Regions from separate parts of the Homo sapiens genome. Here region 1 is linked to region 2. Evidence: chromatin contacts called from ENCODE Hi-C data. All regions are on one chromosome and are shown on one strand. The core of a region is the stretch at or near the end of the contact, and the rest is flanking DNA. Distances in the headings are between cores, read along the strand shown.

Region 1 (7,003 bases), core at 3,089-5,588, 3.8 Mb after region 2:
ACCACAACAGTATCGGCAATACATGTGACTTTGTCACCAACAGAAATAAATATTTTCATATCACATTACAGTTATTGCCAATAGCTAGACACATTTGCTGGAAATAACATTTCATCAATTTATGGCATTGGTAAAGAACCTTTAAGTACTGCTGTTTTACTTGTTAATGAAGAAGCACATATATCAATATAAAAATCATTATGAGCATGCTTTATGTTCTCGACTATGGTCAGCCCAGGGTGAGTTTCCCTTGGATGCTTTTTTCCTTGAGTATCAGGACAATTCTTGTTTCTTGTAGTAATCTAGCATTATATCCTAGACACTGTCCATAATGAATTCTAGTAGATTTGGCTTCTTGGTTTCTGTTATATTTCTCCGAAGATGAGTCATTGTTTGTTATTGTTGTTGTGGTGGTGGTGGTGGTGGTGGTGGTGGTTTGTTGTCTTAGTAGACAACTAAACTAGCTAAACTCACATGAAGTCTCCTCTGTATTGGGTACCAACTGCAATCTCCAGACTCCGTTTCTTTGGTATTGGGCATCAGCTGAAACCTCTGCTCAGTTCTTTTCTTGGACTCAGCCCTGTGCTTGCATGGCTCCAGGGTCAACCAGAGATTTGGGCAGAGTGTACAGGCCAAACATGGAGCTCCTCAACACGGTGCTTCTCTACTCCCAGGTATTGCCCCTCCTGCTTTCCCTCTGCCATGGCCACCCTAAAATCTGCTCTCTGGGTCTCTGAGTTTTAGCCACCCAGCACAGCATCCTCTGTGGCCCACACTCACATGCAGACAAGCAAGAAACTCACCTTTGCAGAGAGGAACAAGATTACAAATCTCACCGCAGTGCTCAGCAGTTCAGGCTCCCCTGTGGCTCCCACCAATGACTGGGCAGACATTGCAAGACTCGGGATGCTGCCAAGAGAACCACGGCTACCAGTGCTTCTCAGGGAATGGGTGGCACGACGCCTGCCACCAGCAGCCCAGCCTGAGTGAAATCTGTGGGGACCCTGCTTCTTCCCACCTCGGGCCTCAGACTCAGTGGATAGTAGGTTCATATGATTGGTGGAGCCTGAGTTAGGTGCCCATGCTGTAGCTACAAGAGAAGCTGGGAGAGTGAATACTAACCATCTTTGAGATCTAGAGTGGGAGGCAAACTCTACTTCATGGGATAGGCAATGCCCCAAACAAAGAATGGTTAATATAAAAATGATTGTCATTGTCTACTTTATATGGTATTAAATGGACAGAAGAAAGAAGAGAAACACAGATTAAGAAACAAATAAAACACACAGATTACCAATATCAGGAATCAGGGTGGTGTTATCACTGCAGATAATAATAGAACATTGTGTACAATTTTATATTAATAAATTTGGCTACTTACATGAAATGGGCAAATTTCTTGAAAGATACAAATAGCAAAGCTCAGTCAAAAAGAAATAGATACAGGCATACCTCTGAGATAGTATGCCTTCTGTTCCAGACCAGGGCAATAAAGCATATATCACAATAAGCCAGTTACCCAAATTTTTTGGTTTCCCAGTGCATACAAAAGCTATAGCCTGTTAAGTGTACAGTAGTATTATGTCTGAAAAAAAATGTACTCATCTTAATTTTAAAATATTTTATTGCTAAAAATGCTAATGATCATCTCAGAGTTTGGTGTGTGGTGAGGGCCTTCTTACCATGTCCTCATATGGTGGAAGGCAGACGCAAAACAGCAAGCTAACCAGATGCTGCATGAAGCCTCTTTTATAAGGGCCTTAATTCCATTCCGAGGGAGTAGCCCTCTGGTCTAATCACCTTTTAATAGATCTGGGTCTCTCCCTCTTCTTCCTTCTGTCCATTTAATACTATATAAAGTAGACAATGACAATGCCTCACCTCTTAATAATATCACATTGGCAACACCTGAATTTTGGAAGGGATACATTCAAACCACAACATCCAGTCTCAGGCATTTTTTCATGGCAGTGCAAATGGACTAAGACAATTTCCAAATAATTTTGTTGAGTGAAAGGAACCAAACACAAAAGAAGACTTATTATAACATTTTATTATATAAAATTCTAGAAAATACCCTATAGTGACAGAAAGCAGATCATTGGTTGCCTGGGGACAGGAGAGGAGAAGAGAAAGGGATAGTCATGGGCATGAGGAAACTTTGAAGGTGATGGAAATCCTTATTGCCTTGATTGTGGTGATGGTTTCATACGTGTGTGTGTGTGTGTGTGTGTGTGTGTGTGTGTGTGAAAGCTTATCAAGTTGTTTAGCTGAAACATGACAAATTCACAGTTTATTGTCTGTCAAATATATCTCAGTGTAAACAGACAACCTACAGAATGGGAGAAAATCACCTGACAAAGGTCTAATATCCAGAATATAACCCCATCAAAAAATGGGCAAAAGACGTGAACAGACACTTCTCAAAAGAAGACATACAAGTGGCCAAAAAACATATGAAAAAAATGCTCTCATCACTAATCATCAGAGAAATGCAAATCAAAACCACAATGGGACACTATCTCACTCCAGTGAGAATGGCCATTATTTAAAAGTCAAAAAATAAGAGATGCTGGAGAGACTGTGGAGAAAAGGGGATACTTATACACTGCTGATGGGAATGTAAATTATTTCAGCCACTGTGGAAAGCAGTTTGGAGATTTCTCAAACAACTTATAACAGAGCTACCATTTGACCCAGCAATCCCAGTACTGGGTATATACTCAAAGGAAAATAAATCATTCTACCACCAAGACACATGCACCTGTATGGTCATCACAGCACTATTCACAATAGCAAAGACGTGGAATCAACCTAGGTGATCATCAGTGGTGGATTGGATAAAGAAAATGTGGTAGGCATTCACCACAGAATGCTATGCAGCCATAAAAAAAGAATGAAATCATGTCCTTTGCAGCAACATGGATGCAGCTAGAGGCTGTTATCCTAAGTGAATTAATGCAGGAACATAAAACCAAATGCCACACATTCTCATTTATAAGTGGGAGCTAAACATCGGGTACTCGTGCGCATAAAGATGGGAACAACAAACAATGGGAACTACAAGAGGGGTCAGGGAAGGAGGGGTCAAGGGTTTAAAAACTAACTATTGTGTACTATGTTCAGTACTTGGATGACAGGGTCATTCGTACCCCAAACCTCAACATCACACACTATACCCAGGCAACAAACCTGCACATGTACCCCCTAAATCTAAAATGAAAGTTGAAAACATAAAATTTCTCAGGAACTACATGTGTGTGTATATATATATACATACATACACACACACATATATACACACACATTGCACATAATGGGCTAGCTTTCTCTTTTGTCTCTCTCTCTATATATACACACACACATATATATACATATATATATACTGCACATAACATTGGGCAAACTACTTGAACAGACACTTTACAAAGAAAGATATAGAAATGGCCAGTGAGCACATAAAAGCATACTCAACATAATTAGTCATCAGGGAGATGATAATTGAAATAACAATGAGATGCCACTTCCCACCCTTTCAAATGGCTAAAAATAAAGGCTGACAACCTCAAATGTTGATGAGGATGGGAAAGAAAAGGAGCTCGCATACATTTCTGGTGGGAATGTAAATTGCACAACCACTTTGGAATACATTCTGGCAGTTTCTTATAAAACATAAAACTATCCTGTGATGTGGCAATTCATCTCTTAGGTATTTGCCCAAGAAAAATGAAAGCATATGTCCACACAAAGATGTGTACATGAATATTCATAGTAGCTTTATTTATAATCGCCCAAACTGGAAACAGCCCAGATCATAACCTGGTGAATGAACAAACCAACTCTGATATATCCAAACAATAGCATACTACTCAGCGATAGCACATTCAACAACATAGATAAATCTTGAAAACATCACGTTGAATGAAAGAATCCAGACACACAATAGTACATACGATCTGATTCCATTCATACAGAATACTGGCTTTCCAGTCTTCGCCCTCAGTTCCCGACCCTTCACTCCCCCCACCACCATCTTGAAGATGCCCAAGGGGGAGAGGTCCCTTCCATTCCTTCGTTCCTTCCTTCGTCTGCTGGTCGATTTGTTCGCTCGTTCATTCATTCATTCGCACGCTCATTCCACTCCTCCCCACCTCCACCCAAGCGTCCAGCCCGCGCGCGCCGCTCCCCCGCAGGCTGATCAGACTTGCCTGCCCAGTCCGCCCCCGCCCAAACCCCGCCCCCTTCCCGCCACGCCCCCTTCCCGGGCCAATCGGGGACGAGACTGGGGCCGGGGCGGGGCCTCGCTCCCTCAGAACCCCCGGCGGCGCTCACGGCTCCGGAAACGCGCCGCGGGGCTGTTAGCTCGGCTGGGCACGGGCGGCTCCGTGGCGCTTCCTGCCACGCCAGGCCTGCCTGGGCCGCGCCAGCGCCGCTCCACCGAGGGCCGCGCGTCGGCCGCCGCCGGGCCTGGGTGAGTGTGCGGGCCGCGGGAGGATGTGCGGGGGGCGCTGGAGGGGCCGCAGGGCGGAGGTGATCGTGGGGGCGGCAGGAGGACGTGTGGACCTGAGTGAGCGTGCAGGGCCGCGAGAGGATGTGCAGGGGGTGCAGGACTGTGTGCGGGGCTGGAGCGAGTGTGCGGGCCGCAGAAGAGTGCACGGTGGAGGGAGGGGGCGTCTCTGGGCAGTTGGAGAGCTGCTCGGCCTTGGGCGGGCCAGAGCAGGGAACGGGTCCCGGATGACGAGTACGAAGAGGCCCGAAGGCCTTCCCGAGGCGGGCGGGGGGCGGCGATCCCGGGTGGGAATCGCTAAAGTGTAGAGGCCTGCTCTGCTCTTTGGGGGACGCTAGGAGATGGGAACCGCTCAGGGGCGGAGAGAAAGGACCCCTGCCCCTAGCTCCTAGGAGCCCGATCTGGAGGGGGCATTGTAGGGGTGGGGGTTAAAGGACTTTTCCCTGGTCTAGGGGAGGGACTGAGCCGCAGTCTGGGAGCTGGGAGGGTGGGCCAGGTGGGAACAGTTCCCGCTGGGGAGTCCCTCCTTTCCTTTTGAGTGGGTGGGAGTGGGGGGGGGCGGTTAAGCCTCAGCTTGGTGGGGAGAATGGGGGCCGGTAGGTAGCCTAGAGAGAGAGCTGTGGAGAGGCAGGGGAAAGGGGGCGGTGAGCCGAGCTCAAGGCCCTCTGTCTGAACCAGTCTTTTTCTGTCGCCCTACTGGGGGCCGCCATCTCCCACTTCAGTGCCCCCGCCCCCTTAAACTCCTTTGCTGGCTCCTCCAGTCTATATTTGGGTGATTAATTATATATCTTTTCCACACACACCCCCCACTCGCCTGCCGCCCAAAGTCCATGGTCCCTTTCAAACAACCCCCTGCCCCCATTCCTGGCCCACTTCCCAGAGGTCCCACCCTGCCACCTTGTTCCAACTGAAGCCCTCCAGCCAGCCTTGACCTAGCTGGGCATGCGGCCCCCTCCAGTCTCCTTAGTCAATGAAACATTTCCTCTTCAACCTCAGCCCGACATTTTTCCTTTACAAGAGAATTTCAGATGGGATTGCTGGAACAGCACCTCCCCTAGGTACTAATGCTGCCTCAGCCCCTCCCCACCCTCACCTTCCCCCAACCCTGCAACATTGGACCTTCAAGTAGAAGCCACTTGCACAGTATCTGGCCCAGTTCAGTACATCCCCACAAAATGTTACTAGGGGGATGTACTGAACTGGGTCAGACACTGAGTTTTATATATAGAACCCTATTGAGCAGTAATTTGCAGCCTTCTGTCTGTGAGGGACCCCTTGGAAATCTACCAGAACTTGTGAATTCTCTTCTAACCATCAGCACAGACTCAGAGATAGTGGGCTCCCATTTCAGCAGGTTCCTGGGCAGGAATCCTGTCAGTAACAGAGATTCTGAGAGTTGGAGAATCTGGGAACCTCCAGATTCTAGACAGGCCCAGTGTTAAGGAGGTGCAGCTCTGCATCATAATCTCCTGGGGTGCTTGTTGAAAAATGCAGACTCCTTGGTCTCTCCCAAACCTGCGAAACTCCCACATGAGTTCTTAGTGAACTCCACACCAACTTTCTCACCCAGTGATCCAGCCCTTACCCAAACCTGCCTGGGCTCCTTGGATGGCCCTGGGCTCTTTGCAATTTGCATAGCATCCCACCCCACCCCCAATTTCGACCTTTGTATCCAGGCGATGTTACCTAAAGGAAGCTATACTTAAAATTTATTTCGATTTTTAGTAAGATGCCATGAATCTTCTTGGAGAAATGGGAACACAAAGCTTTCCTCAATTAAGTACAACAAACACTACAAAATCCCCTTCTGGTCTACCTTCTGGCTTTTTATAGAAAGGAAATAAGATAGAAACCCAAACAGAAAGAGACAGGTGCCCAGGCAAAGTGAGAGGAAACAGATGCCTTCCCACCCACACATACAGAAAAAGGCACACACAGACACAAATACCCCAAGAGAGACAGACTTTCCTGGTGAGACACCCTCTCTTTAGGCCCTTCAGGATTCTGCTACTTCGAGTAGCAGCCTGTTTGCTGCTTTGGGACGGGACGGGATGGGCCCACGTGGGGCCTTCACTTCCGCCTCCTGGCCTGTCAGGTGGAAAGAACATGAAGGCCAGGCTCAGCGTGGCCCAGGGCTTGGCTCAAGGGTTGCATCCTGGCCTGGCTAGGGTGGATCCAGATCGTGGCAGTATATATTCAGTTGAACCCTGTATCTGGCCCAGTTCAGTACATCCCCCAAAATGTGGGGGACATGTTCCTGGGAGGTGCACACAGGTCTGCTTCTGTTCACCTGAATTATTGCAATCCAACAGATGGGGCCTTACCTGCCAGGCTGATCCCTTGGAGTAGTTCTGAGGCATGATGAGTCATCCGTGTGTGTCTCTTTTGGGTAAGTCTGGGTGTTTATGCATGGTGTCTGCTGGCTTTGACGCTGGGCATGCTATCAGAAGACCCTATAGGTGGGGTTACAACATGGTGAGGAGTATCGTTTTGGTT
Region 2 (6,998 bases), core at 2,558-5,057:
TATAACAAACCCACACATGTACCCCCTAAATCTAAAATATTTATATAAGTTGAATGTTTTTAAAAAGAATAGGGGCTAGTGGGGCAATGATTGTACAATTATGTGAAGGTACTGAATGCCACCAAACTGGACATTTAAAAATGGTTAAGACGGTGACTTTTATATGATATATATTTTAACACAGTTTCAAAAAGAATAGGAGCTGGGGACACTGTCCAAGCTCTGTTCGGTGGTATAACCCCCAGTGCCCCACAGGCACCACAGCTGCACATGGAGCTATGTGTTATCTTTCCTGGATGCTTCCACCAGCTGAGAATATGTCAGTTTTGAGGCAGATGTGTTTGTTGGAGGACTGGGGGTAGGTATCATCTATATGTCTTCTCCCGGCCCTGTCCTGGAGCAGGGGCCCTTATGTAGAAATTGGGTACTTAGCTCTTCTGGCCCTCCCTGCACCCCATGGCATCCTTGGTGTTCCCCTGGGTCAGGGACTGAGGACAAAGTCATGGATAGGCCTGTTTCTCAGCACTGCAGGTCATCATTCTGTCCTCTGTTCACTGCCTGTCTCCCTATTCTGACTCACAGCTGGACTCGCACCTTCCATGAAATCAAAGTTAGCTGCTGTTACTTTTTGCTTGGGAACATGTCCTTCCTGCCTCTGCCAATCTCTTTGACATCTAGGTGCTCAAGGGAAGCTTCCCTTGTAAGATCTCTGAGGAGCCATAGGTTATTTCTGCAGAGTCCCTGAACTGCTCCTGTTCCACCCACTCTGGTTCCTTATTTTGTCCCCAACCACACTAACATGGGCAGTGTCTGGGCCTCCAGCTGTCAGCTTATATGTCCTATTCCTCACTCTCCATCCCATAGCTGTGGCCACCATTGCCTAGCTTGATTTTGGCAGTTTGTCCCTAAGACTAGCAGTCCCCAAGAAAGGTTCCAATACATGTGTCATCTCTATCTTTCACCCCCGAACTAGAATCAATGGCTGCCAAACATCAAAAGTACGAGGTAAAAATCCAATGGTCTTGTTTCTGGCCCACTGTGGGTATGCAACAGGAAATTCATGTGCGCCTTCACTGCTCTTTTTCTCAGGGACATTCTCCCAGCATGTTAGCAAGGCCCAGTTAAATTCCTCAGGGTGAGGGTCCCCTTGGAGAAGGGAGTGAGTTGGTGTGGATTTCTGTACTCAAGGTAGAGCACTTCCAATAACCAGGAGCTCTGGGCATCCCGCCCCTGATCTGGGCAAATCTGGCATGAAGTCTACACACTAAAAATAGCTTTCCCAGCACAGGAAAGCAATGGTAGAGGCTTCCTGATCTGGCTTGCACACCACAGGTGAAGTAATTGGTCACTTACCAGTGTCTCCCCACTTAGATTCCAAAGTCCACTGTATCAATGACATCATGCTAACAACTGGATGAGCAAGACATGGCAGAGATTTTAGAGGCCTTTGAAAGACATAAGCACTTCAGAGAGTGGTAGATTAAGCCCACGAAGATTCAGAGACCTTCCATATCAATGAAGTATTTAAGGGGCTACTGGTCAGGGGCATGCTAGGACCAACCCTCCAAAGTCAGAGGCAAATGATTGTATCTCACACCTCCTACAACTAAGAAGGAAGCACAATGCCATGTAGGCCTCTTTGGGTCTGGAAGCAGGGGACCAAGGGGTGAAATGACCCCACTTATTATCTCTCCTAGTGATCCACATGGGAATTTGTGCTTCCTGTCCCCACAATACAGTCACCACTAGCCAAATTCATCTATTTAAATTTAAATTAAGATAAAATTAGTTGTTATTTTATCTGAATTTTAGATAATTAAAATTCAGTTCTTCAGACACACCAGGTACATTTCAAGTACTCAGTAGGCACATGCAGCTAGTGGCTACCTTATTGAACAGTGGATCCTGGCTATTCAAATGGAAATGCTTCCACCAGTAGACACAGTAGGAGCCCCACTGAATTACGAGCCATGGCTGATAACTGAATTACAAGTCATGGGAACCTTGGGTTCATTCCTCCTGCTATGGCTGTGGGACTAAGCAGGTGTAAAGAAGAGTAGCCACTCTGTCAGGGGTATTGGCTCTGATCATCAGGAGGAGGCAGGGTTGTTCTTACACACTGTGAACAGAGAAGGATATATTTGGCACCCAGGTGATCCATTTGAATGTCTCCTAATAATTCCCTGCCCAATTTTTATGGTAAATGGACACATGCAATTTCCACAGTCTGAGAAGGGCACGGGGACCATGGGCTCAGAAACAATCCTCAGGGATAAAGGTCTGTTACTCGACCAGCCAGGTCACTGAGAACGGCAGACATGGTGGCTGAGACTGAGGGTACTCTAGAATGGATAGTAGATGAAGAAGACCATGAGCATCAGTTGTGGCTTCAAAGCCAGCTGCAGTCATGCAGGCCATACACCGTCCCACTACCCTGCCTCATGTTCACCTCCCTAGGAAAAGGGCCAAGCCAAACCCTGGAGAAGTTATTCCCAAATGAGGGGAGCATCCTGTGTGAAGCAAGCCCATCTGAGGCCTGCAAGGCATGGGCTGTAGTCAATGCTGTGGTCGTTCCACAGCCCAGCCTAATGGTGGAGGTCATCATTCCACTGCCTGCCAAAGGTGTTGCTTGATGATGGCACATAACTAAGTCTCTCTCCAAATATCAGTCAAGGGGTCAATGAAGGGTGGAGAGTACCAACACCTGGACTCCAGCCTCTACTTGCAACATCTCTATAGAATCTTCCCAACCATAGAGCTCCCTCAGGGACTGACTGAGACGTCTGATTCAACTGTCATAAAACAACTCCACTTTCCTCCCAATTCTACTTCCCTCACTCTATTACAGGTGGTTTCTTTTTTTTTCTTTTTTTTTCTTTTTGAAATGGAGTTTCACTCTTGTTGCCCAGGCTGGAGTGCAATGGCGCAGTCTCGGCTCACCACAACCTCCACCTCCCGGGTTCAAGCGGTTCTCCTGCCTCAGCCTCTTGAGTAGCTGGGATTACAGGCATGCACCACCACACCCAGCTAATTTTGTATTTTTAGTAGAGATGGGGTTTCTCCATGTTGATCAGGCTGGCCTCGAACTCCTGATCTCAAGTGATCCACCTGCCTCAGCCTCCCAAAGTGCTGGGATTACAGGCATGAGCCACTGTGGCTGGCTACAGGTGTTATTTTCCAAAGCACATGTCCTATCCTTTCAAGTTGCAGGGATGAACTAGTGAAGGCCCCAAACATTGACCAACTGGCATCCCACAGCCTCCTCTTCCAGAATGCCTTTGCGCAGGTATGTCTGGGAACCTCTAGCTGTGGGTGTGTGCTGCTTCGTGCACTGAGGGTTGGGGGCGGGGAGCTTCAGCTACTGTCAGATGGCACAGATTGTGCGGGACATCTTGTTAGAGGGAAGCATAGTCTGGAAAATGGTAGTGGAGAAAATCTGGTTTTCCACTCATGGGAAAGCTTGACCTTCAAGGGTGGCCTTCTCCTTGGGTGCAAGGTGCGCCCTGGCCCTGATGTGTTCATGGCAGCCCTGGCCAGCTTTCTCCCAGAACGGGCGCTTGCCTGGTGCTCAGAAGGAAGGGGTGCTGCAGAAGGGCACCCACAGGTCTGCAGACTGGGCCTCAGGTGAGAGCTAGCCAGGGTGGCTCTGCTCCCTGGACCCCCTCATGGCTCTGCCCCCAGCAACACTGGCCGCTCTGTGTGCCTGGGGAGGCCATTGCGTAGGAGGAGATAAGCAACTGCTGGTTTCAGGGGCTGATTGCTTCCCTTTTCTCTCCCGGAAGCAGTCTGTTGCCTAGGTGACACCCAAATCCCAGTGTCTGGTTTGAGCTCTGCATGACTCAGCTACCAAGCTGTTTGCTAGGGGCCTCGGGAGGGCGGTTGCTTGGTTACCTAAGAGATGGCAGACATGTTTTGCTGTGGCGATGCTTACCTCTGCTTCTGCTCCCTAACAGCAAGCAGTGTGCGCCCCGAGCCGCGTTTCTTTCCTCACTGGCAGGAGACCTGACACCACCCGCCTGTACGACTTCAACTCCTACTGGAGGGTGCACGCTGGAAACTTCTCCACCATCCCCCAGTACTTCAAGGAGAATGGCTATGTGACCATGTCGGTGGGAAAAGTCTTTCACCCTGGTACTGCTCCACGTCCAGAGTCTGGGTTCTCTTGGTTTGTGGTGTCTGAATCCAGCATTCCCATCCTGGGGATGGGGCTGTCTTTGCAGAGCCCTCTTCTGGCTGGGCGAGTCCTTCGCTAGTCAGTGCTTCCTTTCTAAAAAACCGACTTGTCAACCCAGCCACATGTTTTCACCCAAAGTGAAAAAGGGTAGAAAGAACTTTGCTTCCTTTCAGAAACCACTGAGGGTGTGCTGTTGGGTCCTTCAGCTCCTCGGGTGGTAGGGAGGACACAGGCTGGGGAGGTGGCAGTGTTGGGTGGAGTCCAGCTCAGGGCCCCACCCTCTCCCCTGCAGGGTACCTGTCAGTAAACCTAGGGGTGGGGTGAGGACACCTGAGGGCCTCCCGTGTGGCCAGCATTGCTGTTGCTGACTTATTGCCCAGTGAGGGGGCTGTGCTTAGGTGGGGGCTGCTATCCACTCTGTGAATTAGGTCAGAAAGATGAGTGTAATCTGGTTTCTGCACCTGGTCTCAGAAGCTCCCAGGTCTGGGAATGGGAAAGCGCACTTCAACAGGTGTCTCAGGTGGTCTGGCCACCTCTCTTTGAGTTCATCCTTCCCTTGGCCTACCTGTGCTGCCACATCCTCATCTTGGGCCTCTGGGGCAGAAGCTAGAAACCTCTGGGCATGGGATTTAACAGGCTGCCTGAGCTGGCTGTCAAGGTCACTGGGCTCTTGTTCCTCCTGATCTCAAGATGGATCCTTGGGGCCCACACAGGCATGCGTTCTCCTTAGCCAGACTTCCCCGTATTTGCTCCTGGCTGCAGCAGCACAGGCTGAGGCCCGGCACCAGATGTTCAATACGATCTTGCAGTCAGGCGGTCCACAGCTATTTCTGTAGCATTTGCCATGTGTCAGACCCTGTGCCAGGCCTGGGGGCCCCCTCTGCCTGGTGCAGGGCAGCTCACAAAAGCTGGCAGAGGCCGAAGGCTGCGTGCCAGTATTCAGAATGCCACAGAGCGCCTGGCTGCTGTACCTTCAGAGCCTCCACAGGCACCCCAGTCAGAGTTCCGGGAGTGGATTCCTGAGGTCGCACTGCCGGGGTCCCTCACGTTGCCATCCTGCAGGCTTCTCGATCCTCGACCTTTTAGATTCCCGCCACACTGAATCTAAAAGGGACAATGTGACCTCTAAGCTGGTGGCCTAGGAGCCTGCCGATAACCTACCCATTCATCAGCCCTCGTGGGTCAAGGCTGCCTCGTCCTCCCCGAGAGAGTGGAGAGGTCGAGCAGTGGGGATGCCCCTCAGGCCCCGGGGCTTACTGACTGGGGCGGGTGTCAGGGGGAACTCCCTCTCTTTCTGAGCTTCACTGAGCTATCTGAAAGTCCCCACCATACTCCCCAGTACTGACAGCCAGAGGGAGGAACGGCTCACCAGAATCATTGGGCATCTCTGATGGGCATCAAGTCTGCTTTGATTATTGATGAGTGGGTAAGAGGGTCCTCTCAACTTGGGGTCTCCTTGGGAAAGCACTGTCAACTCAGAACAGGTTTCAGCCCTGTTCTGGAGACCACAGGCCCTGGAAGGCTGGGACATCATTTGCAGCCCCAGCGTCATCTATTAGACGGAGCCAGCAAGGTCTCATGCTGTGCGGTACATTTCAACACTTTCTCAAATTTACCCGTGGCAGCTTTTGGTGTGTTTGGTTATTTTTATAACACTACTCACTGTACAATTTCTGTCATGCACATTTTTTGTATCAAAAAGGGTGCTGTAACTTTAAAAGACTGGGTATTTCCAACTTGGAATATTCAAACCATCTTTTGCAAGGGATGTTTTAAATCAACATGAAGGGTTGTGTTGTTTTTAATCAGGGTTAAGGATCTGGAATCAAAGGTTATGGTTTACTCCATCTATGGCGTATCTTAAAAACTGAGCAAGATGTCCTTGCCTTTTTTGAATTTGATGATTGTGCTGCAGTTCCACAGCTCACTGTTAGGTGGCACATACCCCAAACTGAAAACCTGAGCTTGGAGGAAATGAGTGAAAAGATAGGTAGGTACAGGACAGGGCAGTGGTGACACTACAGCATTCAGGGTTCCCAGCCTGTCAAGAATGAGCATGTCTTAGCAGTGAGGCATTTCCACATCTTCTCAAATCCACCTGTGGCAGTTTTTGGTGTCTTTGGTTATTTTTATAACCCTAAATATTTATATACAATTTATATACATGTACAAAAGGGACATGTACATTATATATTTTGATACAAAATATGCACAAGTACATATTTTGTATCAAAAAAAGGTTCTCAGGAGAATTCCACTTCCATTAAGCTGGAGTAGACATACTTTTCCCTATTCTTCCGACTAAGTGACCTAAAACCCCTTGATAATATACACAAAACAAACATAAGACTCTGAAAGGTGGAGTGAAGGCAGATCAGACGGGGACCTTGTGACCTGAGGAACAATGGAGTTAATTAGTTCTCTGGTGTGTGTCTCTCTCTCTTTCTTTCTTTCCCTCTCCTCTCCTTTCCCATTCCTCCCTTCCCCTCTCTTTTTCTCTTTCTTTTCCTCTCTTTCCCCTTCCCTCTCTTCCTCTCTCTCTCCCTCTCCTCTCCTTTCCCCTTCCTCCCTTCCTCTCTCTCCCTCTCTCCCTCTCCTCCTCTCTTTCCCTCTCCTCCTCTCTTTCCCTCTCCTCTCCCCTTCCTCCCTTCCTCTCTCTCTCTCTCTCTCCCTCTCCTCCTCTCTCTCTTTCCCTCTCCTCTCCTCTCCTTTCCCCTTCCTCCCTCCCTCTCTCTCTACCCTCTTTCTTTCCCTCTCCTCTCCTTTCCCCTTCCTCCCTTTCTCTCCCGTCCTCTTTCTCCCTCTCTCTTTTCTTTCTTTGCCC

The links. Hi-C counts contacts between places; a loop is a spot of excess contacts on that map. Pooled maps may share reads with other maps.
Region 1: a loop to region 2 is called in a map of ovary, with 14 times the contacts of the local background. The contact joins the promoter of ZNF275 here to the enhancer-like site in region 2. A Hi-C loop is called at or near these places in 1 of 168 maps with a recorded cell type or tissue (ovary), 1 of 37 single-sample maps with no recorded cell type and 7 of 50 pooled maps.

The regions. Positions count from the first base shown.
Region 1 is chrX:153,329,815-153,336,817 of GRCh38, forward strand. ZNF275 (zinc finger protein 275) reads left to right here and starts at 4,339. Exons shown (of 4, transcript NM_001367757.1): 1 at 4,339-4,471; 2 at 6,820-6,896. The coding sequence starts at 6,866. MIR12129 (microRNA 12129) reads left to right here and starts at 5,648; the gene lies at 5,648-5,723. RefSeq lists silencers at 4,133-4,502, 4,593-4,672.
Region 2 is chrX:149,521,791-149,528,788 of GRCh38, forward strand. EOLA1-DT (EOLA1 divergent transcript) reads right to left here. Exons shown (of 10, transcript NR_027455.5): 10 at 5,801-6,568. It also overlaps the pseudogene IDSP1. Among named protein-coding and RNA genes, the nearest start is that of EOLA1-DT, 14 kb to the right of the region's middle. Within about 2 kb of position 3,808, at least 10 of the 41 ENCODE cell types and tissues checked have a DNase peak (open chromatin) inside an H3K27ac peak, as active enhancers do.